2 separate regions of the Homo sapiens genome follow, and region 1 is linked to region 2. A link is a contact called in ENCODE Hi-C or POLR2A ChIA-PET data. All regions are on one chromosome and are shown on one strand. Each heading gives the region's core, a stretch centred on a gene start or an enhancer-like site at or near the end of the contact. The rest is flanking DNA. Distances are from core to core; before and after follow the strand shown.

Region 1 (3,122 bases), core at 169-2,668, 290 kb after region 2:
CTTTCTCTCTCTCTCTCTCTTTCTTTCTTGATACACAGTCTTGCTCTGTCACCCAGGCTGGAGTGCAGTGGTTCAGTCTTGGCTCACTGCAACCTCCACCTAGTGGGTTCAAGTGATCCTCCTGCCCCAGCCTCCCAAGTAGCTGGGATTACAAGTGTGCACCACTATGCCTGGCTAATTCTTATATTTTTAGTAGGATGGGGTTTTGCCAGGTTGGCTAGGCTGGTCTCGAAATCCTGACCTCAAGTGATCTGCCCGCCTCGGCCTCCGAAAGTGCCAAGATTACAGGTGTGAACCACCATGCCTGGCCACCATTTCTTTCTTGATTTTTTGTTTAATCACCAGTAAGACAAATATGACAAGGAAAGGACCCTTTTTACAACTGAATACGTAGGTTATGAACATTCTCTTTGTATTCCACAGCGAAGAGAAAGAGGTGCAAGTGATGGCCTGGGGTGCTGTCTGAGGGCCTGGCCTATCACACAGGCTATAGCCAAGGGTAAAGCCCCACCCCAGGCCATAATGACACAGACAAAAAAAAATTCACAATAATGCAACATCTAGGCATTCCATTGGCTCAGTTTTTGACGGATCTGAACTAGTTTGGTTTCTCAGAAGGACAAATGATTCAGATAAGGCCAAGGCTGCTACCACAGGCCAGATCCAACCACTAGGCAACTTACAGTTCACTGGAGCTGTAATTCAGCAAATTCAGCTTGGCAGATGTGACTGGCCCCTGAGAGTACTCCTCACATGCCCCGCCTTCCCTCCACCCGCAGTGGCCTTCCCAGTGACAGGCCCTGCCCCACACTGGAACAGAGACTTACTGACAAACCAAAGTGCTCACATTTTTAGTTCCATCATGAAAAGCTCCTGCTTGCTTACAGTGGGCAGTTTGTCTCCAATAAATCATTTGATTTCAGGGTTCTGAGGATTTTCCAAGGCATAAAACCTACTCCTTCTTACCCCTCTTTCCCTCGATTATGGATGGCCAGTTCTTCACCAATCCCCTCTTCCTCCTTGAAGCTCTCCCAGTCCAGTTTGGACTTCTCAAGGGTGCTCATTTTCTGCTTCTTGGCACCAATTTTCCCCAAAAGGCTGCTCATGCCACTTGATCTTTTTAACCTAAGGAAAGAAAATATGAAAGATGTAGCAGGTAAAAACTCTGATCTCTATATTAACAGTTTTTCTGATGCAAATGGGAATCCCCTAGATTGGGGCCATTTATCTTAGTGGAAGCCATGTTCATATTTGGGGCATTTCCTTCCTGGTGTGGAGAGCACTGTAAGTAAACTGGAATTCTAATGTGCTTTTCCTGCTTAACACCACTGTCTGCTCTCCTGAGCTACGAACAGGAAATCCTGCCTTCTTCAGACCTCTGTGGGCTCTGTGTGGCAGGTCTCTGCTTGCAAGGAGGGGAGGAGCAGCGCTTCAGGCAGGGCTTTGGAGTCACATGCCAAGGTCCAACTTCCAGCTTAACTGTGTGACTCTAGGCCAGTTATTTACTGCATGTTCCTTGGTTTCCTAATCTACAAAGCAAATGCTTACTCACAGGCTGTGGTGTATCTTACACGTAAAGGGCTAAAACAGCACTTGGCACAGCGTCAAGGTGCAATAAGCATGAGCCACTCTGAGTCACTGTCATCGTTTAAGCTTAAAGCCCCAGGGGGTTCTTTTAAGAGAAAGAGAACCAGTTCCCAACACTGATGAGTGAAAAGTCACAGTACTGTAAGAGGGTTCTAAAATCAGTTTCCTTTTAACTCCTGTGAGTTGGGCCCTGTTTTTTCCAGGAGGTGGAGAACATTCCTCACTCCGAAAGCTCACACGGGGAATGTACAGCCTGTGCTCCACTTGCTGGTGATGCTATCATGGACAGTGGGAGAAACCCCAGATGCCCAAATTCAAGTCTTGGCAGGTCAAATGTTTCCAGTCATTGTTAAACATATGAAATAAAATAAGAAAAGCAAAATGCAGTTAAGATGGTATGAGGAAAGGTTTGGTCTCTTTATGAAATGAAACGAAATCATCTACCAGCATGTAGGAACTTGGAAGTTATTTTCCGCCTCACGGGGATATGCAAGAAAGTTAAACATTTAAAAACTATGAGCTAATGTCACATGGTCTACTGATAATAATACCTTTACTTGTCTAGAATGTTTGTTCTCCAAGTGCTTTTGTAGCCATGATCTCATCTAACTCTCACTAAGGCCTGTGACACAGGACCCAGTCTCAGAGTTGGAAGGGATCATCTTTGAAATAACCTAGTATCACCCTAACCCATTCTGAAACCCCACGTCCCTGCCGCAAAGCAGCGTGAACGACTACTCACCCCCTCTGCCTGGTGTGAGCCAACAGGCCAACGTCCACACTGAACACCAGACTGCTGGGACTGAACAATGACCCTGAACATTCTCATTCTATTAACTTTAGTAGAGAGGATGTCAACTTCCCTGTTTGGGTCACACCCCAGTACATGCTGAGCTTAAGATCAACTCAGAATGGGCTGGGCAAGCTTCATCATCCTTGTATTAAGTTGGACAAATAAACAAAGTTCAGAGAGGTTAAATGATAAAACAAGGGTCAAAACAATAGACAATGCAGATCCGGGACAAAGGAAGATCTCTCCCAACTCTCAGGGTGGTGCACTGTGCTATCTCGCCTCCAGATGAGAAGTGACTTGAGAGATTTTCTCATTAGTTACTTTACTTCCCAGTTTGCTTAAGAGAACTCCAAATAGCTCTTTATGAGCTTTCAATTCATATCTTCTAAGCACTGTTTTCCAGACAACTCAACCCCTACAATGTCATATGTGCGCGTGATCACACACACACACACACACACACACGCACACACACACACTTTCTTTTTCACCATTTTACCAGGAACGGAGCATGAGTGGGGATATGGAAACTTACTGTGTCTCAAATCTTTTTCCTTCTCATCTTCCTTACTGCTACTGCCCGAATTCTCATTCTTATATCACCTGGATAATTGAACAGCCTCTTTACTGGTCTCCCTGACCTGTTTTTCCCCATCCTCACTCAGTGGCCCTATCCTGGTATCTAGTGACATGCTGTAATTAGACTGAATTTTCCAAAACACAAAGCTTAGCATGTCTTTCT
Region 2 (2,906 bases), core at 269-2,768:
TCTCTCATCTTGGTCTTGGTGAATCAGACTTGTCATAGGAGTGCTCCAACTTTCTTGTTGGTAGTAGCTTGAGCCCTCTGAAAAGTAATTAATCCATACTTCATAAAGAGTTGTTCTGAAATTAGTCACCTCTGTACTGTACTGTTTTTTTTTGTTTTTTTGTTTTTTTTTTTTTGAGGAGTCTCGCTCTGTCACCAGGCTGGAGTGCAGTGGCATGATCTCCACTCACTGCAACCTCTGCCTCCTGGGCTCAAGCAATTCTCTTGCTTCAGCCTCCCAAGTAGCTGGAATTACAGGCATGTGCCACCACAGCCGGCTAATTTTGTACTTTTAGTAGAGATGGGGTTTCGCCAATTGGCCAGGCTGGTCTTGAACTCCTGACCTCAAGTGATCCGCCCACCTTGGCCTCCCAGAGTGCTGGGATTGCAGGCGTGAGCCACCATGCCCAGCTGGGAGAAGCTTTAACCTGGATTCAGGAACAGAGGTAGGAGAACCTAAGATCACAGGCCTCATCTGACGTGGTCATTTTGCACATACTTCTTAGCTTTTTGGAGATCTTTTCATTTTGTTTCCATCTTAAATAACCTTTTCCCTGTGGAGAAGGTGCCTTTTTTGGAGAGAGCCATTAAGATTCTTTTATCCTGCTGCCTGCCTGAGTATTCTGGGAATCCTACAAGGATTTGAGGGAGCCCTTGGGATTCCAACCTAACAAATTAGTTTTCTGTAATATTGTTCTAGTCCATTTAGATTGTGTAAATGATCTAAATGGTGTAACCATTTAATATCAAAAGTATAACAGCATTTAAGTCAGCTTTTCGAAGAAACTTTTATTTTTTAACTAAAAACAAACTTTTTTTCAGAGACAAGGTCTCACTATGTTGCCCAGGCTGGACATGAACTCCTGGGCTTAAGACATCCTCCTACCCTAGCCTCCTGAGTAGCTGGGACTGTGGGCACACGCCACCATGCCTGGCCAAAGACACTTTTTTATAGCTCTGCCTGCTGCTATAACAAGTGTTCCTAAATACCCATGTACATCCTATATTATTAGATTTCCTCAACTCTGGTTAGCTATGACTGAAACATTCATGCCATTGCAGCCAGTGCCCTGGAAAGCTATAAGCAAGTCTTAAGACCTGTGATAAGGGCTGACTTGCAAGCTAGCTGCCATCCATCTTAATATCTGACGAGCCCAGTCATGTTGGCTGTGTTTAATTGATCCATTTCCTACTTGCTTCCTCAACCCAGAGGCCAAGGGCAGCACAAAAGGATAGTGAATCTAAATGTCTCCAGTTTTTTGAGGTATAGGAATCTCCTATGAAGTGGCAGACCTTTGAGAAATAGTATTATGAGCTGTTCTGTTTTGCTGTGGCTTTGGAAAACCTTTGGATTCCTCTACTGAAAATTTGTTTGAAAAAAAAATCTTTTTAATGAAACAGTGTGAGTCATAAAGCAGCCACCACCCCTTCTCATAATAGCATTTCTCACCAGGGGAATTTTTGGTAGCTGTTGGGGGAGGGATTTGAGTAGGTTGTGGATGATAAATCCCTTGAGGGGAACATAACCAAAGGCTGCCATATCAGAACGCTGGTGCTTTCCATGCTGACACCAAGCCCTGAATTCAAAGTGCAGGACAGCAGAATAGAACAGAGAAGCCTGTGCTCAGTGAATTGCTGCAGTAGCATGACCAGTGAGACTGGAGTTTCAATTAAAACACCGTTGTAGTGTAAAAGGATCATGAGATGGAAGGAGGCCTTGGGTTAGAGAGCCAGAAGCCATTTATAGGCAGAACATCAGCTTTCTGGATTAAAGGATGGCTGTGGACCTAATGATGAGAATCTAGAGGTCATGGGGAATTTCCTTACTGTCTGTGCCCCCCTTTTCCATATGGTCAGCTTGGTGCTTGGCACTGATCATGGCACACTTTACAAAAAGTGGATTCATATAAGGTCGTCTGTGCTCTTCTAAGATTTTAGGTCTAAAGCATTTAGAGTGGCGCCCAGAGGAGACGCCACCCAGTCAGCCTCCTTGTGGCATAGTGAAAATGAAACATTTAGGGATACTGAGAGCTTAGAACAAGCCAGAATTATGATATCAAATCTCAGTTGCCTGTCTTAAACTTTTCTGCCAACCTAGCGTGAGTTTTAGCTGTTTTCAACTTCATTATTTACAGTTTCTCGGGACTCATGTCTGAACCACTATCTTACATAAGCTACAGACGGGAAGGGCTGAACGGTTATTAGAAATGTGTTAAGATTTGCTTTCCTTTGGAGAGTCATGGCCTGTCTTCTGTGTTTTCCTGGCTTTGTACTTTTCTTCAAAGCCTGTTACCGGTTCCAGGTCTCCAGAGCTCAATAAAGGGGAAACAGGAAGTGAGCATTTGATGCATAAGAGCCAGCAAAACATAATAAAGGGCACAGGCATGGAACCAGGAGAGAGAATTGTGGGAGTGAGTTTTCTTGAAGGCATCAGTTCTGTAGGATTAGAGATACATCCTTCAACAATGACTTTTAACTCCTTCAAACAAGGAAAAAGCAATTAGGAACCTCTGTTCAGAAAGGACCAATTTTTCTTAGGTTATATAGTAGAGGTTCAACACTTTCATATGACAGCATACAAGTAATTATAAAGTATCTTTTGCCTAAGGAGTTCAGAACACAGAGAAAAGTGATGATCACCTTTATAAAGGAGTAAGAATTACTTCTCTGTCTCTTTACTTGAGGGCCCACAGGGTAAGTCTTATCATGAGTTCCAGCCTGGAGCCCTGACTCTTACTTTTTCTGTCCATTCAATTTTTTTTTTTTTTCCGAGATGGAGTCTCACTCTGTCGCCAGGCTGGAGTGCAGTGGCGTGATCTCAGCTCACTGCAACCTCTGCCTCCCGGGTTCAAGCGATTCTTCTGCCTC

What was found. Hi-C counts contacts between places; a loop is a spot of excess contacts on that map. ChIA-PET counts read pairs that join two places held with the same protein, here RNA polymerase II (POLR2A). Pooled maps may share reads with other maps.
Region 1: a loop to region 2 is called in a pooled map, with 10 times the contacts of the local background. The contact joins two enhancer-like sites. A Hi-C loop is called at or near these places in 6 of 50 pooled maps. POLR2A ChIA-PET finds 5 or more read pairs at or near these places in 2 of 52 experiments (A549 and H1).

What each region holds. Positions count from the first base shown.
Region 1 is chr16:75,304,058-75,307,179 of GRCh38, forward strand. It overlaps CFDP1 (craniofacial development protein 1), which reads right to left. Exons shown (of 7, transcript NM_006324.3): 6 at 967-1,125. Among named protein-coding and RNA genes, the nearest start is that of BCAR1, 54 kb to the left of the region's middle. RefSeq lists an enhancer at 1,095-2,294. Within about 2 kb of position 1,419, at least 34 of the 41 ENCODE cell types and tissues checked have a DNase peak (open chromatin) inside an H3K27ac peak, as active enhancers do.
Region 2 is chr16:75,010,558-75,013,463 of GRCh38, forward strand. All of the region lies in intron 1 of ZNRF1 (zinc and ring finger 1), which reads left to right. Among named protein-coding and RNA genes, the nearest start is that of ZNRF1, 13 kb to the left of the region's middle. RefSeq lists enhancers at 1,263-1,372, 1,683-1,772. Within about 2 kb of position 1,519, at least 14 of the 41 ENCODE cell types and tissues checked have a DNase peak (open chromatin) inside an H3K27ac peak, as active enhancers do.